2 separate regions of the Mus musculus genome follow, and region 1 is linked to region 2. A link is a loop called in an ENCODE intact Hi-C map of the cell type or tissue named here. Cell type or tissue: left cerebral cortex. All regions are shown on one strand. Links, peaks and the distances in the headings refer to the core of each region. The heading gives the core; the rest is flanking DNA.

The links. Hi-C counts contacts between places; a loop is a spot of excess contacts. Peaks named below come from ENCODE experiments on the same cell type or tissue, not always from the same donor. Only the 100,000 strongest peaks of a DNase experiment are listed, where the experiment ranks them.
Region 1: it touches region 2 in a loop (2.1-fold over the local background); 2 of 42 quality-filtered maps call a loop at or near these places.

Annotation. Positions count from the first base shown.
Region 1 is chrX:18,688,884-18,704,491 of GRCm38, forward strand. No RefSeq gene overlaps it. Among named protein-coding and RNA genes, the nearest start is that of Dipk2b, 240 kb to the left of the region's middle. In left cerebral cortex, for the core only: no CTCF peak of the experiment used is centred there; no DNase peak of the experiment used is centred there.
Region 2 is chrX:18,866,291-18,881,898 of GRCm38, forward strand. No RefSeq gene overlaps it. Among named protein-coding and RNA genes, the nearest start is that of Mir221, 270 kb to the right of the region's middle. In left cerebral cortex, for the core only: no CTCF peak of the experiment used is centred there; DNase peaks (open chromatin) are centred at 7,421, 7,922 and 9,742; H3K27ac peaks cover 253 bases.

The DNA.
Region 1 (15,608 bases), core at 2,901-10,900, 180 kb before region 2:
CCACACCCACTTCAACAAGGCCACATCTCCAAATATTGCCACTCCTCAGGCCAAGCCTATTCAAACAACCACAAAAAGTAATATCACAATCTATCATATCACATCATATGTATCATAGACTTTCTTTGGGTGATGTTCTGTATGTAACTCCTTACATTTAGGAACGTCAGTGGATGCTCACAGTCAACTATTGGATGGTTCCCCAATGGAGGAGCTAGAGAAAGTATCCAAGGAGCTAAAGAGATCTGCAACCCTGTAGGTGCAACAACATTATGAACTAACCAGTACCCCGGAGCTCTTGACTCTAGCTGCATATGTATCAAAAGATGGCCTAGTCGGCCATCACTGGAAAGAGAGGCCCATTGGACTTGCAAACTTTATATGCCCCAGTACAGGGGAACGCCAGGGCCAAGAAGTGGGAGTGGGTGGGTAGGGGAGTGGGGGGGGAGGGTGTGGGGGACTTTTGGGATAGCATTGGAAATGTGATTGAGGAAAATACGTAAAAAAAAAAAAACGTTTTTATGTTTTCATTCTATTTGTCATCTCCTTTTATCAACTGCACACCACACCCTGATACCCCAAGCCTATCTTGACTTTTTTCCCTTTCTAGCTAAGAATTCTTCCGATCCTTCTCTTTCCTTTATCTTTACTTTCACTAACAGTTTTTCATTATTCTTGTCACTTTCTACCCTCCCCCCTTTATACCTTCCTTCCCATCAAGAATTTCTTTCCTTTACTTCTGTTCCTTCTTTCCCACTGCTATTAGTGTCCCTCCTTCTATTTTCATTTATTAACCTGTTCCATTTTATTCATTAGCACTGGATCACAGAGTTCCAGAAGATGGAAGGTCATATAGTAGTGCAGATGTCAAAGCCTCTTAGGCTAAAATCAGTTCTTTAACTGTCCATTCACTCTGAATAACAGAGTCTATAGTAGTGGCCACCATGGATTTAGATCTGTAGACAGTGAATAAATTCTCAGGATGGACCATGTAGAGACTGCCATATCCAGGGATCCACCCCATAATCAGCATCCAAACGCTGACACCATTGCATATACTAGCAAGATTTTATCGAAAGGACCCAGATGTAGCTGTCTCTTGTGAGACTATGCCGGGGCCTAGCAAACACAGAAGTGGATGCTCACAGTCAGCTAATGGATGGATCACAGGGCTCCCAATGGAGGAGCTAGAGAAAGTACCCAAGGAGCTAAAGGGATCTGCAACCCTATAGGTGGAACAACATTATGAACTAACCAGTACCCCGGAGCTCTTGACTCTAGCTGCATATGTATCAAAAGATGGCCTAGTCGGCCATCACTGGAAAGAGAGGCCCATTGGACACGCAAACTTTATATGCCCCAGTACAGGGGAACGCCAGGGCCAAAAAGGGGGAGTGGGTGGGTAGGGGAGTGGGGGTGGGTGGGTATGGGGGACTTTTGGTATAGCATTGGAAATGTAAATGAGCTAAATACCTAATAAAAATGGAAAAAAAAATTCTCTCTGCAGCTGGAACTGTAAATATAGACTGCCCAGTCTGGTTCATGACTCATCTGCTCTTGAAATTACAAAGGCAGGAAGATCACAGAGTGTCTTCAAGGCTAGTCTAATGGCCTTCACATTTTTTGAAGGCCACCATCTCCTCTGAGAATCAACTGAAACTCTTAGACCATTTTCTCAGAAAAATGCCATTCCCTTGAAGATTTGCTTGAAGTATTTGTGATGGTTTCTGTAAAATGCTTCTGTAGACATTCAGGTTGCCTTGACTACCTAATTGTAGCAGAGCAAAATAGCTCTTGGCTTGCTTGTACAGATAGATACTCAAGGTCTTTATATGGTTTCACTTTTGAAAACCCTTCCCTCACTCCTCCTTTCAGCACAAAATCAAGATTTGCTCAGAGATTGTTGTCCTGCTAGCAGTAATCAATACATCTTTTAATTATAATTGTATTGAGCCTATGGTCTGGATCAGGAACTCCATAACAATGTTAAGGAGTACACAGATATCCTGCAACATATTCATGGGTTTTCTAAAAGTTCTTCAGTTGAAAGTCAGACAGTATAAGTTCAAATTCCAAAGAAGGGTCTGTTTTCCTGACAATTGGTGTCACAAGCTGGAAGACTGAGAAATATGGCAGAGCTCTGCTGATAATTTTCTAGATCCAGTGCACACTGGTTAATTATACCAATCTTAAGCTTTCGCTGCTCTCTGTAAACAGGGACATCGCTTTTTAAGGTTTCTCCTTTCTTGACCTAGCTATTTTTACTGCAGAATCTCTGAGGTACAACTTCATCCAGAAAATGTTCAACCAGAGAGCTGTAGCTTTCCACAACTTCCTCTTTAGTCAGCTTGGTCATATCCTTCATTCAAACCTTCTGACTCAGTGTGGCTATTGCCACACGAAAACTGAATACAAGAGAGAAGGATCCCACTTACTCAACTTTGGAAATCATTTTTTTCTTGAAGTCTGACCTCTGGGTTTAATCAATGTGACCTTATGAATTAACTTGTGTATTATTTTAAGCATGTTCCTTATGTTTTATTTGTATCCTTAATGGAAATTTAGTGCTTCTTAATTAATTAGTCTCCTTCTTCTTGATGCCCATTAGGTCTTCCAAGTTTACACACAAAATCAGATTTTCAAGAGCAATTTACATTTCTCTCTCTTTTGTTAGGTGTTGCTTGAAATGGCCTTTCTTCAATGACTTCAATTAACAGGTACTAAAAGCAATCTTTGTGTGAAATTTAGCTCTAATCAGAAGGAAGCTAAAGAGAGCAGTATCAAACATTGGCTATGTCTAGATTGTGTTTTCCAGTCAGGGCAGGGAACTATTGGGACTAGGATAAAGCAGGGAATAAGAGTGACACAGGCAGGTGGGAATTCACAGGCTCAATTGATTATTAATCCTTTTGCCAGGAGAGTTGTGATGTGCCAAGTTCAAAAGGTCTTAATTAGGGTTTTACTGCTGTGAGCAGACCCATGACCAAGGTAAATATTATAAAGGACAACATTTAATTGGGGCTGGCTTATAGGTTCAGAGGTTCAGTCCATTATCATCAAGGTGGGAGCATAGCAGAATCTATGCAGGCATAGTGCAGGCAGAGCTGATAGTTCTACATGTTCACCTGAAGCCTGCTAGTAGAATACTGACTTCCAGGCAGCTAGGATGAGAGTCTTAAAGACCACATCTACAGTGACACACCTACTCTAAAAAGGCCACATCTACTCCAACAGGACCATACCTTCTAATAGTGCCACTCCCTGGAACAAGGATATACAAACCTTAACATTCCACTCCCTAGACCCCATAGGCTTATTCAAACATGTGTGTCTATGGGAGCCATACCTAGACATAGCAGAATGCAAAATATATTTAGTCCAACTTCAAAAGTCCCATAGCCTATAGCAGTTTCAACAATATAAAAAGTCCAAAGTTAAAAGTCTCTTCTGAGATTCATCCAATCACTTAAGTATAATCCCCAAAGCAAGGCAGGAAAGTAGCTGGGCAAACGCTAAACTGAATCTCTATGTCTGATGTCAAAACAAAGTTCAGATCTCCAACTCCTTTTTCACATTTGTTGTCTGTAACAAACTTCTTTCTCTTCAGCTGGTTCCACTCCCTATTAGCAGCTTTCTTCAACAGATAGCTCACATCTCTGGCATCTCGAACATCTTGTGATCTCCAAGGCAATTTCAATGTTACAGCCTTGGATATTTCTGGAACACCACTTCTCTGTACTCTCAGAAAACACTTCCCAAATATTTCACCTCAATGATGCTGGTCTCTTTAATCACCACTAATTTCTTAGCTCCAGATAACTAACATCAATTGTCTCAGTAGTCCCTTCTATTATGGACTCTAAAGCCAGAGTTACATGAGTTCTGCTGCTTGCTGGGGCTGGAACATGGCTCCTTGTACTATTGCATTGTTACTAAATTTCTGTTTTCCAACTTCTTCACTGCCTAAGTTTGGCTGTCCTGGATCTTGCTCTGTAGGTTGACCTTGAACTCAGAGATCTGCATACCTGTCTCCTGGGATTAAAGGTGTGTACCATCACTTGGAGACTTAAGCTTTTCTTTACCTAGAACTTGCTCTGTCCCAGGCTGGCTGGCTTTATCTCCTGGGATTAAATTTATGTCCACAACACCTGGATTTAAATTTATCTAGGTAGAATCTTACCCTAAAGTCTCACTCCCTTAATCTTTTATCTCCTAGAACACAGGATTTTGCTCCATTTCACTTCCTGGTGCCCCTTTAATACTCAAACCATATATTTTATATTTATCCTTTCTAAGCTTGCTATGCTTCTTCAAAATGTTCTTCATGAGACTTAACCAGAGAAGAAAGTCTCTGCCAGGCTTTTTTGAGACTACCTTTGTCAATGCAATTAATATAAATCTCTTTACCTTAGCCTCAGGTAGACTGTTCAGACAAGGGCAAAAAGCAGTCACATTCTTCACCAACATACCACAAAAAAACAGTCTCTACACCACATACTGCATTCTCCCTTGTTGGTGGCCCAGGCTCTATGAGCCACCCGTGGTCCCAGAAGAGTTGACTCTGGGTCTACTTGTGGTGTCCTTGACCTATCTGACTTGCTCATTTCTATCCCTCTCTCTTCCAAAACACTCCCTCAGATCTGCCTGACTTTTGATGTGGGTCTATATTTCTGCCTTTATCTGCTGCTGAATGAAGCCTCTTAGGAGGCATTTATGCTAGATTCCTATCTGTAAGCATAACAGGGCATCTTCAAGTGTCAGGGGTTGATTCTCAGGAGAAAACAAATAGTCTTCTGAGGTGGATTGAGAGATATGACAGGCTAAGAGAGGAGGTGAGGAGGGGAACAGGGATGTTGATCAGGTGTTGGGAAAAGAGGAGTGAGAGAGGCCTGGGATGGGAGAGGATACAGGGAGTCTATGGACGTGACTCTAGGTTATATTACTACAAGGGGAATAAGATTCATGCATGCACTCTCCCTTGGGACCCAGTTTCTTTGGGTCTATGGAGTGTAGCATGGGCATACTGTATTTTGTGGCTAGTATCCACTTATAAGTGAATACACACCATGTCTGTTCTTTGAGGACTGGGTTACCACACTCAGGATGATATTCTCAGGATCTATCCATTTTGTCTGCAAAATTCATGATGTCTTTGTTTTTCATAGCTGAATAGTATTCCATTGTGTAGATGTAACACATTTTCTTTATTCATTATTCAGTTGAGGAACATCTAGGTTGTTTCCAGTTTCTGGCTATTACAAATAAAGCTGCTATGAACATAGTTGCACAAGTGTTCCTGTGGTATATTGAGGCATCTTTTTGGGTATATGTCCAGGAGTGATTTATCTATGTCTTAAGATAGAACTATTTCTGGTTTTTGAGAAACTACCAAATCAATTTCAAAAGTGGTTGTACAAGATTGCACTCCCAACAGCAATGGAGGAATGTATTTCTTGCTCCACATCCTCACCAACAAGTGCTATCACTTGAGTTTTTGATCTTAGCTATTCTGACAGCTGTAAGGTGGAATCTCAGAATTGTTTTGATTTGCATTTCCCTAATGACTAAGGATGTTGAACATTTTTAAAAGTGCTTCTCAGACATTCAAGATACCTTTGTTGAGAATTCTGTTTAGTTCTGTATCCCATTTCTTAATTGGGTTATTTGGGATTTTGGCGTCTAACTTCTTGAGTTCTTTGTAAATTTTGGATGATCTCTAGGAGATGTAGGATTGGTGAAGATCTTTTCTCAATTTGTAGGCTGTCATTTTGTCCTATTAACAGTGTCCTTTGCTTTACATAAGCTTTTCAGTTTCATGAGCTCCCATTTATCAATTGTTGATCTTAGACCCTGAGCCACTGCTGTTCTGTTCAGGATGTTGTCATCTGTGCCAATGAGTTCAAGGTTATTCCCCACTCTATGTTCTAGTACATTTAGTGTATCTGGTTTTATACAGAGATCTTTGATCCACTCAAGTCCAATTGAGTTTTGTGCAGGGTGATAGATATGGGTCTATTTGTATTCTTCTACATGCATAGATCCAGTTAGACCGGCACCATTTTTGAAGATGCTTTCTTTTTCCACTGGATGGTTTTACCTTCGTTTTTCAAAAATCAAAGGGATGTGGGTTTATTTTAGGGTCTTCAGCTCAATTCCATTGATAAATCTGTTTGTTTCTATATCAATACCATGCAATTATTTTTATTACTATTGCTCTGTAGATCAGCTTGATCTAAGGGATGGTGATTTTTTATTGATCAGGATTCCTTTAGCTATTGTTGTGGTTTGAATATGCTTGGCCCAGGGAGTGGCACTATTTGGAGGTGTGGCCTTGTTGGAGTAGGTATGTCACCCTGGTGTGGGCTTAAGACCCTGATCTTAGCTGCCTAGAAGTCAGTCTTCCACTAGTAGCCTTCAGATGAAAATATAGAACTCTCAGTTCTTCTTGTACCAGGCCTGCCTGGATTCTATGATGTTCCTGCCTTGATGATTCTACCCCAATCAAATGTTGTCCTTTATAAGACTTGCCTTGGTTATGGTGTCTGTTAACAGCAGTAAAAACCAAGATAGCTATCCTGGGTTATTTTTGTTTGTTTGTTTGTTTTTCCACATGAAGCTGAGAATTGCTCTTCCAATGTCTAAAGAGTTGTGTTAGAATTTTGATGGGAATTTCATTGAATCTGTAGATACTTATAAATTATTTTGGTAATATGGTCCTTTCACTGTATTAATCCTATTGATCATGATCAAGGGAGATCTTTCCATCTTCTGATATCTTCCTCAATTTCTTTCTTCAGCAAGTTGAAATGCTTGTCTTACAGGTCTTCCACTTGCTTGGTTAGAGTTAGACCAAGATATTTTATATTATTTGTGGCTATTGTGAAGGGTAGTATTTAGCTGATTTCTTTCTCAGCCATTTATCATTTACATAAAGGAGGGCTACTGAGTTTTATGAGTTAATTTTGTATCCAGTTACATTGCTGAAGGTGATTATCAGCTGTAGGAATTCTCTGGTAGAATTTTGGGGGTTACCGATTTATACTATCATATCATCTACAAATATAGATACTTTGACATCTTCCTTTCCAATTTGCATCCCTTGGATTTTCTTTTGTTGTCTTATTGCTCTGGGTAGAACTTCAAGTTCTATACTGAATAGATAGGGAGAGAGTGGGCGTCCTTGTCTTACCTCTGACTTCAGTGGAAATGCTTTAAGATTAAGTTTCTTTCCATTTAGTTTGATGTTGGTTATTGGCTTATTAGAAATTGCTTTGATTATATTTAAGTATGTGCCCTATATCCCTGATGTCTCTAATATCTTTAACATGAAGGGGTGTTGGTTTTTGTGAAAGGCTTCTCTAGTGTCTAATGAGATATTCATGTCATTTTTTTCCTTTCAGTTTGTTTATATGTTAGATTATGTTGATGGATTTTCATATATTGAACCATCCTGCATCTGTAGGATGAAGCCTACTTGACCATGTTGGAAGATGTTTTAGATGTGTTGCTGAATTTAGTATGGAAGCATTTTACTGAGTGTTTTTGAATTAATGTTCATAAGAGAAATTGGTCTGAAATTCTGTTTGTTGAGTATTTGTGTGGTTTAGGTATCAGAGTGATTGTGACTTCATAGAATTTGGCAAGGTTCCTTCAGTTTCTACTTTGTGAAATAGTTTGCGGAGTACTGACATTAATTCTTCCTTGAGAGTCTGGTAGAATTCTGTGCTAAAACCATCTGTGCTGAGCGTTTTTTGTTTTGTTTTGTTTTGTTTTTGTTTTTGTTTTTTGGTTTTTTTTTTTTTTTTTTGGTTGGGAGATATTTATTGATAGTTTTTATTTCTCTAGGGGATATAAGTCTGCTTACATAGTTTACCTGACCTCGATTTAACTTTGGTAAGTGGTATCTGCCTAGAGAATCATCCGTTTTGTTAAGATTTTCCATTTTTGTGGTGTACAGGCTTTTGAAGTAAGATTTAATGTTTCTTTGAATTTCTTCAATGTCAATTGTTATGTCTACCTTTTCATTTCTGATTTTGTTTGTTTGAATACTGTCTTTCTGTCTTTTAGCTAGTTTGGCCAAGGGTTTGTCTATCTTGTTGATTTTCTTAAAAAAACAAAACAAAACAAAACAAAAAAACAAACAAACAAACAAAAAACAAACAAAAAAAAACAGCTCTTTGCTTTGTTGATTCTTTGTATTATGTTCTTTGTTTCTAATTGATTCATTCCAGTCCTGATTTTGATTATTTCCTGCCTTCTACTCCTCTTTGGTGTATTTGCTTCTTTTTCATCTTTGTTTTTTTTTTTTTTTTTTCCCTAGAGTTTTTAGAGTTTCAGTTTGCTTTTAAATATCTGGTATGAAAACTTTTGAATTTTTTTATGAAGGCACTTAGTGTTATGAAAATTTCTCCTAGCACTGTTTGTATTTTGTCCCATAAGTTTGGGTATATTGTGCCTTTATTTTCATTGAATTCTAGAAAGTCTTTAATTTCTTTATTTCTTCCCTGACCCAGACACCATTGAGTAGATAGTTATTTGGTTTCCATGAGTGTGTAGGCTTTCTGGTGTTTCTCTTGTTTTTGAAGTCCAGCTTTAAGCCATGGTAGTGTGATTAGATAGATACAATGAATTCAATTTCTTGTATTTGTTGAGACTTGCTTTGTGACTGACTATAGGGTCTGTTTGGAGAGAATTCCATTAGGTGCAGAAAAGAAAGTATATTATTTTGTGTTTGGGTTAAATATTCTATAGATGTCTGTTAGGTCCATCTGATTCATAACATGTTAGTTTTATTGTTTCTCTGTTTAGTTTTGGTCTGGATGATCTGTCAACTTGTGACTATGGGGTGTTGAATTCTCCTACCACTAGTATGTGGGGCTCAATGTGTGATTTAAGCTTTAGTAATGTTTCTTTTACAAATGTGGGTGCCCTTGTATTTGAGGCATAGATATTCAGAATTAAAATATCATCTTCATAGATTTTTTCCTTTTATGACTATGAAGTTTCCTTCTCCAACTCTTTTGATTACTTTTGGTTAAAGTCTATATTATTAGATATTAGAATTGCTACTTCAATTTGCTTCTTGTGTCCATTTGCTTAGAAAACTTTTGCCCAGTCCTTTACTCTGAGGCAATGTCTATCTTTATTGCTGAGATATGTTTCTTGTATGCAGCAGAATCCTGTTTTTGCATTCATTCTGTTAGTTTGTGTCATTTTATTGGGGAATTGATTCCACTGATGTTGAGAGTTACTAATGACCAGTGATTGTTAATTTCTGCTATTTTGATGTTGGTGGTATTCATGTGTGTGTGTGTGTGTGTTTATGTTTATGTTTGTTTCCTTGTTTTTTGCTGGTATTGGATTACTTATTTCTTGTGTTTTCTTGGATGTTGTTTTGTTATACTTATTGTGTTGGAGTTTTCCTTCTAGTGTTTTATGTAGAGCTGGATTTGTGGATAAATATTGTTTAAACTTGGTTCTGTCATGGAATAGTTTGTGTTCTCCATCTATGATGATCGAGAGTTTTTCTGGGTATGGTAGTCTAGGTTGGCATCTGTGGGTTGCTTTTAAGAGGTTACTGGATATCTGTCTAGGCTCTTCTTGCTTTTAGAGTTTCTGTTGAGAAGTCTGATGTAATTTTGATAGGTCTGCATTTGTATGTTACCTACCCTTTTCCCCTTGATGCTTTTAATATTATTTCTTTGTACCATAGATTTAGTGATTTGATTATTATGAGTCAGAGGATTTTATTTTCTGGTCCAGTCTAATTGGTGTTCTCTAAGCTCTTGTATGTTTATAGGTATTTCTGTATGTTGCAAAAGGTTTTGTTTTGTTTTATTTCGTTTTGTTTTGTTTTTTTTTTTTGTTTGTTTTCAATGATTTTTTTTGTTGTTGTTGAAAATATTTTCTGGTCCTTGGAACTGGGACTCTTCACCTTGTTCTAGTCCTATTTTTCTTAGGTTAGGCCTTTTCACAATATACCAGATTTCCTGGATGTTTTGTGTCAGGGACTTCGTTTAGATTTAACATTTTGTGACTCATGTATCAATTTTTTCTATTGTATATTCTATATCTGAGTTTCTCTCTTCCACCTCCTGTATTCTGTTGGTGATGCTTGAATCTGTTGTTCCTGTTCTCCTCTCTAGGCTTTCTATCTACAGAATTTCCTCAGTTTGCATTTTCTTTTTACTTCTGTCTCCACTCTCAAGTCTTGCACAGTTTTGCTTATTTACGTCACCTGTTTAATTGCATTTCCCTGTATTTCTTTACGGGATTTATTTGCCTCCTCTTTAAAGACTTCTGTTTTCTGTATGCCTTTAAGGGATGTATTTATCTCCTTTTGAAAGGCCTCTATCTTCTTTACAAGATTGGATTGAAGGTCATCTTGTGCTTTGTTTGTGCTAAGATAGCCAGTGCTTGCTGTTCTAGTATAGCTATGCTCTCAAGGTATCAAATTGCCCAGGGTTTTGTTGATTTTTTTTTATAGCCTTTAGCCCTCTGCTTGTCCCTGGATATTCCTATTGTAGTAGGTATTGGGAGGGAGCCTAACCTTAATGATCCTGTTTTTGCAGGCTCCTGGTGTGTGTATCCTTGGCCTGGACAATGGTACTCAGGGAATGGTGCAAGTCTCCCAGCTATTGAGTATGCTGGGAATGTGGTGGGAAGGGGATTAGGTAGAGGAAGGCAAGTAGAGAAATGGGTGTATAATGGAGGTCTGGAGGATACTAGGCCACTCAGAGAACCTGCACATGCCCCACAGGACTCAGCCAGCAGGGAAAATGGGTGCAGGAAGAGAATCTAACCTGTTTGGTTCTGGATCAGCAGGTCTGATGAAAGTGGATGGAGAGGTCATAGGACAATAGAGTTCTGGGGTGACAGCCTGCATGATGTGGACACCCTTCTTAATGTTTGCAGACTTTGGCTTGCAATATTTTTTCTAAATATTTATCTTTTTCTTTTCTGTGTATTGGTGTATTGCCTACATTTATGTCTGTGAAGGTACTAAAACCCCTGGAATTTGAGCTGCAGACAGTTGTGAGCTGCCATGTGGGTATAGAAAATTAAACCCAGTTGATCTAGAAGAACAGACAGTGCTCTTAACCTCTGAGACACCCCTCTAGTCCCTGGATTGCCAAAACTTTGTTTTTATACTTACCTTCTTGGGGACTGACCTTCTCTTCTTCCCTCCATCTCCCTGCCCATCCTCTATGCCCCTTTGCCTTCAAGACTCTCCTTTCCACTTGTGTGTCACACATGTTCTCTTGCCATCCTCATCTATTCACTAAAATCCATTCTTCTCTTCCCATTAGTTCTTTGTAGTTTCAGAACCTACAGCCACATTAATTTCCACAAAAGCACACATATGATCACACCAACACGGAGTTTTCAGTCCTGAAAGAAAACATACAAATATCATTATGCAAATATACAAATATCATTATGCGAATGATGGCTTAGCAGTTAAGCAGGTTCAATTTAGGAATATATATATATATATATATATATATATATATATATATATATATACAAATAGTAGAAAAAGAAACTATGGATTTGAAGGAGACCCAGGAGAGTTCCAAGGGAGAAATTTAGTTATAATCAAAGGAAAAAAAGAAGCTAGACTATTAGTATATTCTAAGTGAGATGATTTTTGTATCATGCATAAAAAGTTGGGTCAAGTCCTAACTGTCTAAGCATTCAAATATCACATGTTTTTCTGAACCTCAATATTCTCGTTTGTGAAACATGAATAATGATACTTACCTTGTTGGATTGCTATGGGTGTTAAAAAAATATCTGGGCAAAGGAGGTGTCTCAAGCAGGTGAATGTGCAGGCCTGACAACCTCAGTTTGATCCACAGAATCCACATAAAAAGCCAGATGCAGCAGTGCACATTTGTAATTGCAGTACCTACCCAGCTTAGAATGGGTAAAACAGTTCCTAAATGCTAGGAGCAATGAATATTTTTTGAGATATTTCTTAGGTTTTTTTTTTCTTTTGAGAATTATTGTTTTTGTCTCTGGTCTATTTTCCAAATGGGCTATTTTTTCCAACTCTAATTAAGATATTCTAGATATTAAATCTATCTATGTATCTATCTATCTATCTATCTATCTATCTATCTATCTATCTATCTATGGCAAAAATTCTCCCCCATTGTGTGAACATTATCATCACCTGGTTGATTGTTTCTTTATCTGTGCAGAAGCATTTTAATTTCATGAAATGTTACTTGTCAACTATTGGCCTTACATCTTGGTGAAATGGAGTCTTATTCAAGCTTATTCATTTACTTTCCTACACCTATGTCATATAGTGAATGGCTGTAATTTTGTATATTCTGCTTTGGGTGTTTGATTTTGTTCCGCTGGTTCACGTGTCTGTTTTGTTGTTGTTGTTGTTGCTACTAAGAGTCTGACATATTGATTGACGTCTGAAATGGTAATCTGTTTAGAATTATTCTTTTTGCTCAGTATTGTTTGGCCTATACAGTGTCTTAAATGTTTTCATATAAATTTTAGGATAATATATTTCTATTTATGTAAGGTATGGGATGGGAAGTTTGAGATAGCATTGGATCTATAAATGGCTTTTGATAAAATGATCATTTCTACAATATTAATTCTATTAGTCCATGAGTATTGAATGCCTTTCTATTTTCTAGTTGAATCATCCCTGCATCTCAGAGCAGAGAAAAAGGCATTGTGATGATGGTGGATAATTTTTTTAGATATATGTCAGTGATTCCTTTGCAAGTTTTTAATTGAGCATCTTTTGGTCTATACCCACTAAGGATATTGACTTGTAGCTCTTTCTTCTTTACATGTTTTGGCATTAGTGTAATATTGGCTTCTAAGAAGAAGTTTCAGAGTGCTCATTCTTTTTTTTTTTCCACTAAAAAAAGTAATTTAAGAAGAATTGGCTGAAGATCTTTGAAAGTATGGTAGAATTCTTCTATGACTCTATCTAGGCCTAGAAGTTTTAGTTGGTAGAATTTTATTACTGTTTTAATGTGCTTGTTTAACATGTACCCTTTTAAATTGTTGATTGCTTCATTTAATTTTGCTGGTTAAATTAATCTAGAAATTCATCCTTTTCTTTCAAAATTTGCAACTTAATAAAGTACATAAGGACCCACATTCATGTCTTTTTATTTTATTTTGTGTTATTTTGTTTTGTGATCTACTAAATTTAACCAGAAAAATCTTTGTGACCATAGGTTTTTAAGTGTCCAGTGAAATCTGTTAAGCTCAGCAGTGGGACTTCATCTGAAGATAGTAACTACCTCTCCCCTATACCATATCAGTAGTAGGTCAGCAGAAAAAAAGTAAGGCTCTGCAAGCTGCTTCCTTATTCATGCATGACTATTGGTAAACCTGTGTAGGGCCAATGTAGGCAAGCATATAAGAGATTGTAATTGCAATACTCACATTAACATTATATCCAGAAAATGGCATTTTGTGCTCCTTCTCTGTATCTTCTCTTACATTCTTTTTTCATCTCATCTTCTCAAAGACCAAAGGAGATGCTACTTTGCCATTTTTGTTTGATGGCAATAATAACAATGATAAATATTGGAGAGAAACTGGAGAGATTGGCAAAGTTAGACATTTCTGGTTGGAACATGAAATAGTAGAGCCACTGTTCAAAGCAGTTCAATGGATCTCCAGGAAGTTACAAGAGAATTACCATATAACTGATCTATTGCTTTCTTAGGTCTATGTAGCTAAAGACATTGAAGTCAGAAACTCACATGCTTCTATGACAAAGTTTGTGAAACATTATTTACAATAGTCAAAAGTTATAAACATTCTGTTTCCATAATTAATGGGTAAGCATATTATGGTGCTTCAATACAGTGGAATATTATTCAGTCTTTAAGAGGAATGAAACTTCACTTTGCATGAGTGAACCTTGGAATACTGTATGAAGTAAGTGAATATGAGAACAGAACGATAAAAATTGCATCTATGAGAAGTGAATTATTATAGAAAGTAACAAGAGATAGCCACAGGCTAAAAAGGAGGAGAGTTGATAAGCTTTTGCTTAAGAGTTATGAAATTTCTACTTAGGCTATGAAAAGTCTTTGAAATAGACAGTGGTGACAGTGGCACAATGCTGAGAATATGCTTAATGCCATTAGATTGTGCATAAAACGGTTGCAATGGTAAAATGGACTTTTAAAAAATAAAAGATGTTATATTTTACAACAATAAAAATTGTAAGAATATCCAGGACTATGTAGCCAATACAAAATGAACCCCACATTTTTTTAATGTGGAATTTTTTGTTTTGTCTTGGCATTTTTTGTCTTATTGGAATTTTATTTATCATTTTTGTTATCTTTTCTTTGAAAGAGAGAGAGCATAATGTTCAATGGGTAGGGAGGTAGGGAGGATCTGGGAGAAGTTGTGGAAGTAAAATACATATTCAAAATATATCATCTGAAAATTTATAAATAAGTAAAATGAGTCTCTTAATAAAGATGTTGAATATGACTTGACTGTTGTTTGCCAGCCATTGCTCTTGATGCCACTTCTACTTAGATATTTGACAATCTCAAGTCAATATTTCTAATTATTTTACATTGAATTCTAAGATTTTGCATTTTAATAATGATGCTAATTATTTCAATAATAATAATGCTACTATGTTCCTGATTATTTTAGATACATTGTCATTGATTTTTACATATAAGTGCTACTGAAATTTCTTGTTATTTATTTAAATTTCTAATGTTGTCTCCCTTCCCAGTTTCCCCTCCAGAAACCCCCTATCCCATCTTACTACCCCTCCCCTGCTTCTATGAGGGTGTTCTCCTACCCACCCACTAACTCCCTACTCCTGCCTCACTGCCCTAGCATCACCCTACACTGGGTATTGAGCCTCCACAGGATCAAGGACCTCCTTTCCTGTTGGTGCCAAATAAGGCAGTCCTCTGCTACATATGCAACTGGAACCATGGATCCCTCCATGAGTACTCTTTGGTTGGTGGTTTAGCCCCTGGGAGCTCTAGGGGTCCAGTTAGTTGATATTGTTGTCCTTTCTATGGAGTTGCAATCCCCTTCAGCTCCTTCAGTCCTTTCTCTAACTCCTCCATATGGGTCCCTGTCCTCAGTCAGATGGTTGGCTGTGAGCTTCTGCATCTGTATTGGTTAGGCTCTGGCAGAGCCTCTCAGAGGACAGCTATACCAGGCTCCTGTCAGCAAGAACTTCTTGGCATTAACAATGATGTCTGGGTTTGGTATATGCAGATGGGATGAATCCCTAGGTGAGGCAGTCTCTGGATGGCCTTTCCTTGTCTCTGCACCACTCTTTGTCACTGCATTTCCTTCAGACAGGAACAATTCTGGGTTAAAATTTTTGAGATGCATTGGTGGCCCCAACCCTCAACCAGGGACAAAGCCTAAGCACTACATTTGGTCTCTACAGGTTCTATCTCTCCTTTGTTGGGTATTTCAGAGTAATACTCCATTTTGTAAATGTACCACCTTTTTTTATCCATTCCTCCACTGAGTGATATCTGGGTTGTTTCTAGCTTCTGGCAATTATAAATAAGGCCACTATGAACATAGTATGCATCCTTGTTATATGTTGGAGCATCTTT
Region 2 (15,608 bases), core at 3,806-11,805:
TTATGTATGATATATGTATATAACATATATTTTATAATGTGTATATGCATAAATAAACATATATGTACATGTGTATTTGTATATGTGTGTGTGTATTCTTTTTCTCAGTTGTTTTTTTGAGGCATAACCTAACCCTAACACCGGCCAGCCTCCAATTCACCATTGGATGACTGTGAACTTCAGATCCTACTGTTGCTACCTCCTGAACACTGAGATTGTGGTGCTCAAATCTCACCCAGTTTATATTATGGTGGGAACCAGGGCTTCTTGCCTGCTAGGTAAGCATGCTAATAAACTGAGCTAACTCACTAGTCCCTTCCTTCCTTCCTTCTTTCCTGCCTGCCTGCCTTCCATCCTTTCTTTTAAAACTTAGTACTAAGTTTTAAAGATTTATCCATATTTCTACAAGTGTATGTAGTCTAAAATCTAGCAAATAAAACAAGATCCTGAGAAGTATCAGATAGTGTTGTATTTTGTTAAAAGTTAGGAAGGAATATGTTTGGTGGAGGTGCAGTACGGTATAGGGGAAGAGAGTGCCTCGGCAGATTCATGTTGAAGCATCCCTTACCTTTCTGAGGTACCAGCAGCAAGATGGTTTAATATAGAATAGAGTTTATTCAGGCCATGGAGAGGGGAGTTGAGAAGAAGGCAGAGATAAAGAGAGAAGTAGAGGCCAGCCACGTGTCTAAGTTTTATTACTGCATATCTTAGTTTTTATTTCTGATTGCAATTGTAACTATTTGTGTAACTATCTGGTTAGAACATATCTTCCATATAACCCTATATAAGTTTCATAAGATCAAGGACCTTTCCTGGTTTTACCCATTGATCTATTTGTACAGTCTGTCATAAGCCTGCTCATAGTATGCATTCTCTAACAACCTTTTTAAAATGTAAAGATGCTTTTCAAATGAAAATAGCGTTAAATACACATGAGCTCATCATAAATAAAAAATCTCAGTAAGTAGCAAGTGCATTTGACATACCTATCATACTGTGTGTCTCGCTTATTAACATAGCACTGTATAGAGTGTTAGTAGTTTTCTCTGGCGATCAGGGCTGAGCAGGAGCTATAGCTCACTGCTTCTGTCCGTCATCTCTTCACTACTCCAGGAATAGAACCGAACTTAAAATCTAAAGCACCAAAAGGATAGCATTTCCACCCCATCATAAACTTGTAAAATTATAAGTAAAACCATTACATTATACTTTGAAAACTTAGATGTGTATGAGTACTTCAGCTACTAATGTGGATTAATACAGAATTATCACATAAATAAATTATAGGTTTTGTGAATATTTTTGTAATTTGATTACATAGTTCTTGGTGTGAACTTTATAAGTGACAATGTTGTGTCACAATGTCAAGAGATGAGGTGTGCAAAAATCTTAGAAAACACTCATTTCTTTCTTGACATGTTTGAACTGGTGACCCAAGGTAAAACAACAAAGGAACCTACTTAGAGAAACAGGAGTCTTGACTCAAAGAAAACTCAGTTTGGGAAGAAGGCAACCCGTAAACAAACAAACAAAACCAACTTCATTCATTTCATTATTCACAAAACCCACTGCGCAATTATCTTAGTAGGTACTAGACATTATATACAACAGACAAGATAGGCACCACTCTGCCCTCAGAGAGCCCATAGTATGAGCAGGAAATTATCAGACACATGAAGTCACATAGCAGGTGTCCTCTAAGCCAGTCTAGTATTAGTGCTAAAAACACCCTTATGAGTGTCATCAAATTTCCCTGGTGAAAGGATTTCAAAAGAATTCAAGGATTCATAAGGGAGAACATTAATATTCTATAATATTATAAGAATAAGTATCACTATGTCTTCAAGCTGTTCTGCAAATAGTAGAGCAATTTAAAGGACTTTAAGATAAGTATGCTCAAATCATTCCTTCTCTAATTATTCTATTTCTGACTCCCCTAAGAAGAATCACTGTGGTGGTTCCTTTTTTTCTTTAGTTATTATGAAATACAATCTCTAGAATCATATTTCTAGAGACTATCACGGTTCTTCACCAGTAGCCACTATAAACAATAATGAATAAACTATAGTAAACTATAACTGGTCTAATGCAGTTTTGATAGTTTAACTATTTTAGTAAAAAATCTAATTCTTAGGAAAAACTAGTGTGGAAAATAGTGTATGGACTTCATTGACGAGTAGTCCCACTTTCAGTACCTACATATGCACTCTGAAAATTTTCTTTAAAAACATTCATAGAATTAAACATCCCTAAAAGGATACATTTTGGAACAGTTGCTTCAGTTTTTTATTTTTCCTTTTAAAATATCATCTTCATCTCTGTGTTCCCATTTTCACTATTCCTTCCTCTGAAACCTTTAAAAGCAAGATCTAGTAGGAATTTATTTGCTTCATTTTATGATTGGAAGAAAGTCTGGTCTACAGCCTACATTTTTAGAAACAAAAGTAGGATCAAGAAGGTTAATTAACTTGTCATGAACTCACTATGTACATTCATCGCAGTGGGAGGCCGGGAGGTGGGTGAGAGCAAAAGAAATATCAAAAGACTTCTACAGGAAGAAGCAAGAGTTAAGAAAACAGAAACTGGCTGCAAGGAAGATCAGAAGCAATATAAAAATGCTCACCCTTGGCATGCAAACTACCTTCTCTTGTTTCTTTTTGAGGGATGCCATGTAATAGCTCTGAGAACTACTGTAGTCAGACTAGTTTGCAGAGCATAACTAAGCACATTATTAACTAAGTATTTTTCAACTTCAGTGGCATTTTCCTCCTTTCTCTAATCTTGGAGGAAATAAGCTATTCCACCATGCTTCTTGTTGGGTTCAATCCACAGAAGTATAAGTATGAAGTAGGACAAAAGGAAGCAAACAGGGGGGAGCTTCCACTGGGTGGTCTGTCTCTCCTCCATTTGCCAATTTACATAGGGTCCTTCCTCTTTCTCAGGCTTATCAATGACTAGGGCTTCCTGGTGTGCTACTCTACAAGTGCATGACATTACACATTTGTTCTCACAATCCTTTATTTAGTCCTGTTATATGAACCTTCTGACTTCAACTGTGGTGCCCATGCAATCTTAGTTGATAGGCTATTTCCTCTAGGAAAAACAACAATATCATCTTTGTATGTACATAAAGTACATATACATAAAGATATACACAAGTAGGCTACTGGGGAGATAAACATGCTTTCCTGAACCTCCATTTCTATAACAGTGCTCAGCAGGAGCTTTTGCTTATGTGATGAGTTCTCCTGCAGGGCAAGACCTTCATAGCAAAACATCACCCCAGAGGGGGCCTACAGTTTAGTTTGGATGCTGCTGAAAGGAAATGGTCTTGTTACCCTGTGTTTCCTTTGGTGAAGTTAATGCTTCCTTATGGAAAAATAACTCTGCACTAAGGTATTTTATGCTTCCCTGTTTCTCTAAAGACTGCCATTTCCTTTTTTAAAAAGGAGATATTTTAATGTACATTCAACATAATTTTTCATGGGAATATGAGATGGAATAAAAAGGAAGAAGGGCTAATATTTGCAGAAATAATTTTAGCCTGGTACCCCATAGTGGGGAAAGGGATGAGGGAAGGGGGAAATGTAATGGAGGTAGGGGACAAAAGAGCCAGAAAGAGTGTAGATCTTGCTCCCCATTGTGTAGCACTAAGGACTGCCATTTCCTAAATCATGTTTATCTGGTTCGCTTTATGAATGTACAGAGAAAACACAAACACATTTTGTGAAGAGTTCACTTAGGAGACAGAAACATAGCCATTTTAACACTGTGCATATTTCCATGCTGGCAAGGCAGTGAGCCTTGTGTATTCCCGTGATCTTGGTGATGGTCTTCTTTGTGGACTAAGGTTGCTCTCTTAATCTAGTCTTTCTACTGTGAAATGTGGATGTAGACTTCAGCTACTGGTAACTTACTGCATTTTCAGTCTTGCTTTAGCTACTTTGCTGAAACAAATCACAAAGGAATTTTTTGACATTAAAAGAAAGCCCTTTTCTATGGCTATGTTTGGATCAGAAAAAAACCAAAACACTTTAGTGATGTTCAGAAATACGCTATTAACCATAACTCAAGAAATCTAACAGTGCAAAGGTTCTCCACTTGCACAAGATTTTTACCTTTATTAATTATTACTGTGTTATTGTAGATTTAATCTAAATACAATTCAGAATTTTATTTATTTACTCAGTTAACAAAGTATATTAAGCACTTACCATGTTCTAGATACTGAAGAAGGTATGAACATTTAAATTTTTTACATTTTATTTTATAACTAATTCATATTTCACACTCAATATTCCATTCCCTGTCCCTCCCCTTCCACACTCTGACTGTTCCACATCCCACAACTCCTCCACACCACACCCTGTCTCCACGTGGATGCCCCCACCCCCACCCTACCTGACCTCTAAACTCCCTGAGGCCTCCAGTCTCTTGAGGGTTAGGTGCTCTCTGAATGAACACAGACCTGGAAGTCCTCTACTGTATGTGTGTTGGGGGCATCATCTCAGCTGGTACATGCTGTCTGTTTGGTGGTCGACTCTCTCTCTCTCTTTCACTCTCTATCTCGCTAATATCCACTTATTAGTGAGTACATACCATGCATGTCCTTTGGGGTCTGACACTCAGTATGACATTTTCTAGTTCCATCTATTTGCCTGCAAAAGTCAGGATTTCCTCATTCTTAATTGCTGATTAGTATTCCATTGTGTAAATAAACCACATTTTTTTTCTATACCCATTCTTCTGTTGTGGGACATCTGGGTTGTTTCCAGCTTCTGGCTATCACAAATAAGGCCACTATGAACATAGTCGAACACGTGCCCCTGTGGTATGGTCGGGCATCTTTTGGGTATATTCCCAAGAGTGGTAAAGCTGGGTATTCAGGTAGATCTATTTTCAATTTTCTGAGAAACCTCCAGATTGATTTCCAGAGTGGTTGTAGCAGTTTGCAATCCCACCAGCAATGGAAGAGTGTTCCTCTTTCTCCACATCCTCTCCAACATGTGTTGTCACCTGAGATTTTGGTGTTAGCCATTCTGACTGGTGTAAAGTGGAGTCTCAGGATTGTTTTGATTTGCATTTCTCTTATCACTAAGGACTTTGAACATTTCTTTAGGTGTTTCTGAACCATTCTAGATTCCTCAGTTGTGAATTCTCGGTTTAGTCCTATACTTCATTTTTTATTGGGTTGTTTGGGTTTTTTTGGTGATTAACTTTTTGAGTTCTTTATATATTTTGAATATTACCCTCTATTGGATGTAGGGTTAGTGAAGATTTTTTCCCAATCAGTAGGTTGACGATTTGTCTTATTATCTATGTCCTTTGCCTTAAAGAATTTTTCAAGTTTTATGAGGTTCCATTTATCAATTGTTGATCTTAGAGCATGAGACATTGGAGTTCTGTTTAGGAAATTTCCCCCTGTGCCAGTGAGTTCACAACTCTTTTCCACTTTATCTTCTATTAGATGCAGTGTATCTTGTTTTATGTTGAGGTCCTTGGCCCACTTGGACTTGAGCTTTGTACAAGGTGACAAATATTTTCATTCTTCTACATACTGCCAGCCAGTTAGACCAGCACCATTTATTGAAGATGCTTTATTCTTTCCATTGTTCATTTTTGGCATCTTTTACCTTTATGTCCATCTCTTTTTTAGTTTGGGGAAGTTTTCTTCTATGATTTTTTTGAAGACATTTTCACATCCTTTGAGCTGGGAATCATGGTTCTCCTCTATTCCAATGATTCTTATGTTTGGTCTTTTCATTGTGTCCTGAATTTTCCGGATGCTTTAGGTTATGAGTTTGTTTTTTTTTTTTTTTTTTTTTTTCAAAAAAAAATTACTAGATATTTTCTTCATTTACATTTCAAGTGCTATCCTGAAAGTACCCTATACCCACCCCTCACCTTGCTCCCCAACCTATCTACTCCCACTTCCTGGCCCTGGCATTCCCCTGTACTGGGGCATATAATCTTGGCAAGACCAAGGCCTCTGGTTAGTAGTTTTTTATATTTTCAATTTTCTTTGACAGTTGTGTAAACCTCTTCTACTATATCTTCTACACCTGAGATTCATTCTTCTATCTCTTGAATTCTGTTGGTAATACTTAGATCTGCAATTCTTGACCTCTTTCCTAGGTTTTCCATTTCCAGGTTTGCCCCCATTTGTGTTTTCTTTATTGTTTCTACTTCTACTTTTGGGTCTTGGATTCCTTTATTCAATTCCTTCACCTATTTGCCTGTATTTCTTTCAGTGAGTTATTGATATCCTCTTTAAAAGACTCTGTTATCTTCATGAGATAGGATTTTAGGACAGAATTCTGATTTTCAGGTATATTAGTGTATTCAGGGATTGCTGTGGTAGGAGAACTGGGTTTTGGTGATGCCCATGTGTTGGTCTTGTGCTTGCCTTTTGCCATCTGGATATCCCTGGTGTTTGTTGATTCTGCCTCTTTTGTCCCTGGGTTGCTTCAGGTCTTCAGGTAGGCTTGTTGCCCTGTCTGTATCAGACCACCTGTGGGGCCTTCCAACTAGGGGCTCTACACAGGAGCAGAGAAGCTGCTGATCTGTTGCCCTGGCTGCAATATATCTCCTGGGAGGCTTTCAGACTATTGGGTCTTCCTTGGAGCCCTCAAGCTGTTGTCCAACTACTCTGAGAGCATTGGATCCTCAATTGCTCTGAGTACAGAGGGTCCTCAACTTCTCAATTGTTCAGATTGCTGTGTGCAACTGCTCTGAGTACAGTGGGTCCTCTGGAATGTATTGGGATATGGAATCTTCAGGGGGAGCAGACTAACTAGGTATCTGCCACAGCAGCAAGGACCAGGTAGAAGAGTTGGGAGGGATGGAAGGAAGGGGAATAGTATTGGGGAGGGCAAGGCTTTTGGTGAGTGATGGGTCCAGAGTCCACCAGACTCCTAGCAGCAGCTCTGGGACTAAGGGCTAGGGCTGGGGTGTTCTTACCAACTGCTCTGAGTGAAGCAGGTCCTTTGGAATGTATCGGAATATGGAGTCTTCATGGGAACAGACAAACTAGTGGTCTGCTCTAGCAGCAAGCACAGCATTTAAATTTTAAAAATTAAAATGGTGATTTAACCTACCTACTTATATCCATTGAAAAGCAACCAAGAATAGCATTAACTTCCTTGGACTGACTTCTTAGATTGTTGTTTTATTACAGGCCATATTAGGCACACATAGTAATTTTGTCATTTCTATCTTACTGAATCATTGTAGTCACTTGATTAATTTATTATGGCATGTGCTTTTTTATATATATGAGAAATCCAAGATAAATATACATGTCTAGGTAGTTAATTTATAGGCACATACCTGGAGGAATTGAAATTCTGGTGTCACACAGACAAACGTTTCATTGAGTGGCTACCATACATCTGGCCTCTGTCATTAGTGTTTTGCATGTGTTCATTTGTCTTGCTCATCCTGGAAGACTTTAAGCTCACAAGGGCTTTTTGTCATATATTTGTTTGAAACTATTCAAACATCTAAAATATGTTGAACATATTGTTAATCCATAAAAATTTGATACATCTGGTGAGATTTAACTTTTGAGTTATACTTTAAAAAAAAACCAACAGGGTGATTTAGCTTACATCTCTAGTTTGTACATGTTTAAAATAGTATTGGCATTGGTTTCTTTTTTTCCAAATGCCATTTCCTGCATGAATTTAATTTACTGTAGCTTGGGGTAATTGGGAGGGGTTGAGACCATTACCTGGGAGAAGTAATGGCTGGAGCTCTTACTCATATTCTTCTTGGGAAATTAATGCATGATTAATTCTTGAGTGGCCTAACCTGGACCTGGATCTCACTTCAGAGATTATGATTTTAATTCAACATATCCTGCCACACAGTGTGTGAAATATGCAGGCAGAAGTGATTGCTGTGAGATGAAAGCCCAGTTGTGTTTATTTTAAGAGACTTGCAGTTCTTTGCCAAAGCCAACATTCCTGGAGAGTGAATAGACTGAGTGAATCATTCAAAGTAGGTGAGAGGTCACAAGCCTGGAAAAAAAAATGAAATCTGAAAGTGTTTCCTGTCACATGGCAGCATTTTAAAGGGCATTTATAAAGTAGAAATTATCAGAGGGTTGTTTTTTAGGTTTTTGTTTTTGTTTTTGCTTTGAATTTAAGTGGAATCCTCTGCATGTGGCTCATATAGACTTCTCTCTTTGTTCTAGCTAATTAGTAGCATTGTTCACCTTTCCTGGAAATCAGAGCAAAGAATTATTCTGGTTCCTATCTCTGGCTCTGAACAGTGGTGTTACTGGGGAGCAAAACATTAGCTGAGTTTTTAAGGGCAATGTAGACACTCTCTTTGAAAATCACCTGGCACACAGCCAGGGCATGAATTTGGTGGGAACAAAACAAAATCTTTTGTGAACATTGGTTTGCTTAAGTGTCCAGGACTATAGACTAGCAACAAAGGCCATGTATGCCATTAAAGACTGAGAGCACAACAATTATTTATTGCGAGTGTATTATATAACTGGCACAATTATAACTTTAATTCCCATTGATCCAATATGATAAGTATGCGTGTGTGTGTGTGTGTGTGTGTGTGTGTGTGTGTTTGGTTGGTTTGGTTTTGGTGGGGTTTTTTGCCCTAGGGCACTTGTTATTAGGTTTAAAGTAAATGGATTTTAAAGACCTGAAGTTTTAGAACTACAGCCAAGTAGATATTGGACAGTCAGGACAAGATTCTAAAGGAGAATAGAAAGAACCCCTTCTGTTATCACCAATTAAAATAATCTGAATAACAAAGAATATAGCGTCCATTCCCTGACTCTATGGCATGCAACTTCTACCATTATATAAAAGACAAACAATAAATAAACCGATTTCTACTATTCACCATACCCTACATGAATGACAAGCAAGATACTCTTAATGACCCTAGCCTTAAGAGTAGCAAAAAGAGAAAAAAATACCACAAGATTCCAAAGCTAGACCCGACTCCTGTCCTTAAAGAACAATCACAATCTGTGAAGTCCAGTGACATTCAAAACAGAAGAAAAGTTCATACCAATTACTCACACAGAGTTACCTTGAGATAAATTAATAAGGCCTCAGAGGCCTCTCCTCAAAATACAGGGCCCTTGGAATAAGAGAGTAATAGTTTGTATTAGATTTTCCAGAAGTTTTTTCATTTCATAAATAGCTCTCATCTTATAGTGCAGGAAGAAGCTAAAGACCCCAGTAGAGTGGAGCATAGTGTGATAGGTCATAACATCTTGCTGAGACTGGGCATGGTAGAAAGTTCTGGCAGAAAAAATTCAAAGAAAGAAATTCCAACTGGAGTGCAGTCCTGTGGCAGTAGGGGGGGGTTCCATATAAGAGCATGAGAATTCATGGGTCAGGTTCATTTTCAGTAGGAGGAAATTATAAAGAGGTCTTGCTTTGATTTGTATCAAAGTTGAACTTTGGTGGTGACATTTGATGGTATGTGTGGTTGGGGCTCAGGTACCATCTTTAAAAGAATCTGTTCTATTCATTTTCCTTTGAAATATTTCTATCATAGATGTGTTGCAGAACTTGGAATGAAAGAAGTCTCAGGAGATGTGATTTGTGGGAACATTCTTGGCAACACCCTGGTAAGGATATTGCCATAAATTTCTCCTGGAAATGTGGGTGTTTCCTCTGCTTCAGGGCACTTGATGACAGCATAGGTCTACATATGAAAGAGCAAGGTACAAGTAGGCACAAGAGAAAATTAGGAAAACATCTGGGTGTGGTTTTCTCTTGTCTTTTACCAGGTTGGTGGTAGCTCTTGTCTTCCTTGGTTTCTACCCATCTCTATGACAGATGGGTGGCGTCTTTTGTGTGTGTGTGTTTTCCTGTTATTTCTGAAACCATAGGTAATTAAAGACATTGCCACAGCAATTTGCCACACACCCACTCTGATGGCTTTTTCAGCCTGCTACAGGCTTATTGATTCAGAACAGTGGTAGGCTGAGCTAACAGTGGTTTTATATAGTTGAGAAAACAAGAGAGAAAGGAGAAGAGGGCAGCTGTAGAAACAGCTCTCAGAGGAGTAGTTACTGTTGGATTTGTGGTAAGGGAAGCAATGGAAAGGACCAAAAAGCTGAGAGTAAGCCTTCCAAACAACCCAAGAACTGCAGAGCAGCTTCATGCAGAATTTAAGCAAAAAAAAAAAAGCCTGGGTATATACTGTGTTAGCATTCTGTCCAAACTCCACCCCACAGTTACCTGGCAACTGCCAGGTATGCTATGCCCCATAGTTACTTAACAATAGCCAGGTAGGCCTGACCCACTATAAAAGGGGCTGCTTGCCCCCTCCTTGCCCTCTTGCTCTCTTGCTTTCTCTTTCTCTTCCCTTCTCTCCCCTCTCTCCCCTTTCCCTTCCCTTCCCCCCTCTCTCTCCACATGCTCATGGCAGGCCTCTACTCTTCTACTCCTCTACTTCTCCTCTCTCTTTCTCTCTGTCTGTCTGTCTGTCTCTCTTTCTCTCTCTGTCTTTCTCTGCCTCTACTACCCCCTTGACTCCCCTCCCCATGCCCTTAATAAATTCGATTCTATACTATACCTATGTGTGGCTGGTCCCTCAGGGGGAAGGGATGCCTCAGCATGGGCTGGCTGAGGCACATCCCTTCCCCAATCATTGACTATACCTCCATAGAACATTCCCCCTTTCTTTATCTTTTTATAAACACATCATGCTGATTCACAATATTAAGTTTTGTATTTGTCATGTAACTATTTAATGAGAATATGTAACACATTCTAGAAGATACCCTAAAGAATATACAAATATTAGCTTGCTCAAATCATCGCAAACATGTAAAGTAGGCACTGATACTATATTCCCAAGTTCCTGAGTCATAGAACTATATACATCATCTTACCCAAGTTGTACACTATCTATGACATCTATTTTGCTAGTGTGCTAATGAAAATGCAAATGGAAGTACTTAGTACTATAGAATCTTGTGTAAGAGAAAGACTTGTTTTTTGTTAGAATGATTATGGTTACTACTTGCCATTGTTTTTCCTCTTATAGTTCTTGGTAATGGCTTCAGCATCTGTGAAGAAATACCAGCAGTTTCAATTCTGGAAGTCTCAGTTTAAACTCTGGCACTATTACTCAGTAGATATGAGACAGTGGATATGTTATGTAATATCTCCAAGTCAACTTCTTTTCACTTTTGTGACAGAGTCTCATTATTTAGGCCAGGCTGGCTTGGAAATCATTATCTTTCTGCCTCAGCCCAAGCTGAGATTACAGTCGTGTTCCACTGTGTCTGCCCTTAGTTTTTAAAAATATAACATCACGATAATAATTATCTACATTATTGGTTGTTAATAATATTAAATAAGGATACTTTGCAGCACTTAACAAATCACCTGGAAGACAGTAGTTGTCCAGTAAATATTTGTTGCTCATTTTACTATTTGTTGCAATTCAACTAAATTTTTATTCTTCAGATTTTTTTTTTATTTAGTGCATTAGTCACTTATATACAGGGATTTCCTGGTGACACTGATTTGCATTTATTTATTGAAGAGCCACTAGGTTTCAATCTATAGGTGAGATATACCATTTAATTCTGAACTTGGTGTAGCTGTGGGTTGTTTGTTTGTTTGTTTGTTTTTGTCAGTGCTGGAGATGGGACCCCAGATATTGAGTACAACAGAGAAGTGTTTTGTAACTGAACTACATCCCCAGACTGATGATGTAGCTATTATCTCATTGTTAATGATGTAGGAACTGAGGCTACAAAGATGCAATCACTGTTAGTCTACATGGCCACTCATAGGAGATTTTTCTGACCAACATACCAGTGTTCTTTCCAGCATTTTTTCCACCATCTCCTCACACACATGTCTTAGGCTCTCTAATTGAGCAATGTCAACCTACATTCTTTAATCATTTGCTATGCATGTGAGCAGATTCATACTTTCCACATGCTTCTTCAGGAAGTGATGGGGAATTCAGCTGGTGCCTCTCCCTCCCATCCATTGTCCTCTTCATCTCACATTTTATGCTTCAAAGGCCCAGCAATGCTTTCCTCCTACAGTTGAAAACCAGATAATTTCCTATTTGGGATTTTCAGAGAATAATAAAGTTAACAAAAACACAGGATTTTATCTATGAATATGATTTCTTACATCACCATCAAGCATAAATCCATGGATCTCACCTTTGTAGGCAGTGAATTTGGTTTAAAGACAGAGCATGGCCCCTTACCTTCAGAAATAAACAGAAGAGCTGTAGTGGGCTGATGGGTTTGAAGTTGCCTAGTTGAAGTGGCCTGTACATTATGCTGTACAGAGAGCTCTGCCTGCAAGTCAGGCCTGAATCTCCACCCAAGGACTCCTAAAGGGGAAAGACTCCTTGGGTATAGTGATGAACCTGTGGTCCTCTAGTACGTGATTCCAGATTGTTTTATCTTTGTAGTCATTCGACACTTTCTTAAACAGCTGCTGTCTAGAGTTGAAGTGCAAGTCTGGTATTGGTATTGTTAGTGTTGTCTCTGCCCTCCAGGTATGGCCTCCCCAGTTTTTGGGTGTGGTCTTCCACTAAATACTAACTCCTTTTGTCTCCCAAATTACATTAAAACTTGTGCTGGTGGGTTTTTTGTTTGTTTGTTTGTTTGTTTTACATCTGGCTTTGTGTTTGATGCTTGATAAATGAATCTTCCTGGAACTCTGAAGTATCAGTGAGTCTAGGTTCTTTTGTGGCTCTTCTTATGCTAATGGGGTGTTTTTAGAAACAAATCCTTAATCTGATAGATGGAGATTAAAAATCATGGGCACTGGTAAACATTCTGATACCTCTCAAAGTATACTATCTTGAATTATTTGATTTGTGATTTTTGCATAAACAGTTATATGCACATTTGAAAAAGATCCTGGAAAAGTGGTACAGTGTGGTGATTATGTTTACGGTTTGGGGAAGTAAAATGTACCAATTATAATTTGTGGTTTTCATTCTGTTCTGTCCTAGTGGGTCATGTCTGTGTATTGTATTTTATTTCTTTTATGATCCCCCAGACTAGACTCTTGTCAGAAAGGGAAACTTGGAACAGAGAGCTTGAAAGAGGGAGCAGACAATTGAAAAGAGGCTCCACTAGCCCATATTGGTTCTTGAACAGTTCTGTACAGCTGCATCAGTATGGGTCTTAGCTGTGGTTAACATTACTTCTGATCCTTAGATACTATGAATCTGCTTGCCTTCCCACTCCTCATTCTGTCCCAGTGACTAGCCTTCCTGAATGTTTGTGGCGGTGGAATGTGAGAAACAGATGCAATAGACCTTTTCTCCTTCCCATCATAGCGAATTTCCTTTGATAGATAAAAGACAATTCTGACTTTAGCAGTGGGTGGTTTTATAGTAGTATGTAGTCTTGCTTCTTCAAATAAATTCTGGTTTTAAAAGAGATCTTCACAATGAAACTAATATTGTATACAGGTATTCCCAGGAGTGACCCAACTTTGCTAGTATGACATATAGAAAGCACCACCTAGGAGCTGAGCAGTGATTATTCTGTGTGATTAAATAAACAGAAGTCGTGCCTTCTCAGGGCCCTTGATTTTGATGTTGCTTCACGAATGAACAGTGTTAAAGGTGGTGACCTGGGTGCAGGAAGAGGATAATGACATATCACAAACAGCAGAGTTGATCTGTCCTGAAGTCAAGGAGGAAGAGGTGGCAATGAGCCCTGATGTTTTTCAGAGAGGAAATATGTGACTTAGGTCCAGTATAGACCATCAGTTATGTATCAGGTGTTTGGCACATGACATCTGGGCCTTTATTTCTTGTCATCAGAATATTGTATACTCAAGAAGGAAGATAAGGCCAGACATGAAGCCCTGAGGGAGAGTATCAATGCATAGTAAAAAGAAAGGTTGAATGAAGACTTCAAGTTCATCCAGGTCTACCTTACTATATAGCAACTATGAGACCACAGGCCACACTTATAACCCCCGAACATTGCTTCACCTGAACAATAAGGATGTGAGTTCCTATTTGTAGGGATATGGAAAGAGTGCAGTGTGAGTTGTAGGCTGAGTCCTACACAGGAAGAGGCTGACAAGAGTATTTTGTGTGTTCTCTTGTAAGTGCTCACAGAGAAGACGAGGATGGAAGCAGCAGAAGCAAGTTAGGTACTGGAAAGGCTATAAAGAAAATAAAGTCTCAGCCTGACTGATCCTGCAGGTTTCCATGAGGGAGGGTGTGGTGGCCAGCATCAACTCTAAGCATTCTTATGTTGTCTGTGTTTGAGAAATGGCTCCAGGTTTGTCATGGGCTGCTAGAAAATAAAGGGATGTGATTTCTCTCTTTGTTAGGTTTGATGCTAACAAAGGTCCCCAGAGAAAGTAAAAAGAATAAGACAGTTATGAGGCCAAGAAATCATGACATCGACTGTGTTAGAAAAAAAATATTATTGTTGATCAAGGACATGCAACTGCACTCAGTCAGGGTCAAAATACTGGCTAACATCTGGAAACTTCCATAAGAGAGTACACTCCTAAACAAACTACAAGTGAGTTTGTATTGAAAGCCTGACCAACAGAAGAATATTAAGGTATGATAATCTAAGGGAAGCATAGGTGTTCCCCTTGACAAAGCATACTGCTCTACACAAGAGAGAGAATAGAAATACTGCCCAGTCCATACTCTCAGAAGCCTCTTTAGAATCACCTTTGCTGGACGGTATTTTTTTTCTAAGAAAGCTCACCTACCACAGACATAGGATTTTTAGAAGTTAAATTTGCAAGCTAGTTCTAGCAAAAGAAAGCTAACACTGGAAAGAGCAAGCAGGTGTTTCTCAGGGGACTAGCTTTGCTGCAAGTGATTCCCCAGAAGGTATTGGAGAAAAGAAATAATTCTACATCCCAAATTCTCAAAAATCAGAGGGAACTTGGTGTTGGGCAGTGGCTCTTGACCTGTGAGTTACAATTCCCTCGGAAATGTTGAATGATCCATTGACCTGGGTCTCCTAATACCGTCAGAAAACATAGATATTATGTTACAATTCAGTACAGTGGCAAAATTACAGTATAAAATAGCAATGAAATTAATTTTATGGTTAAGGGCCAACAAACAGGCAGACCTGTACTAAAGGGTTGCAGTATTAGAAAGGTTGAGAACCTCTGGTGGGTAACACAACAGTCTTCATGGGTAAAGACCTTGTTACAGTCATACATAAAGAAACAATGATCACTCGATGTTAGAGAAGGATGATGTCTTGTTACTTTTGTGATTGTTCAGTGGCTTTATTTTATTTTATTCCTTTTCCACTGTTTTGATGAGCTGAGAACATCATGGCCTTTCTGCCAGTAGGTCCATTTCTCACTTTCTCTACTTGTCAGCAGAAATGTATTTCATTTTCTCAATGGCACCCGCCCTTTTCCCTCATCAAAGTTTAAAAAACAGCCTTATTTTGTGGCTGTGCAAATTTTAAGGATATGCCAGTCCTTGTACCACATGGGATATGTCAGTCCTTGTACCACCTGGGATATGCTACCAAAACTCCATAGGAAGTGTTTTTAAATTTTAATAGCAAGACATTCTCTGACTTAAAAAGCTGTAGTCTTTCTTACCACAGATTCTGCACTTCTTTTGGG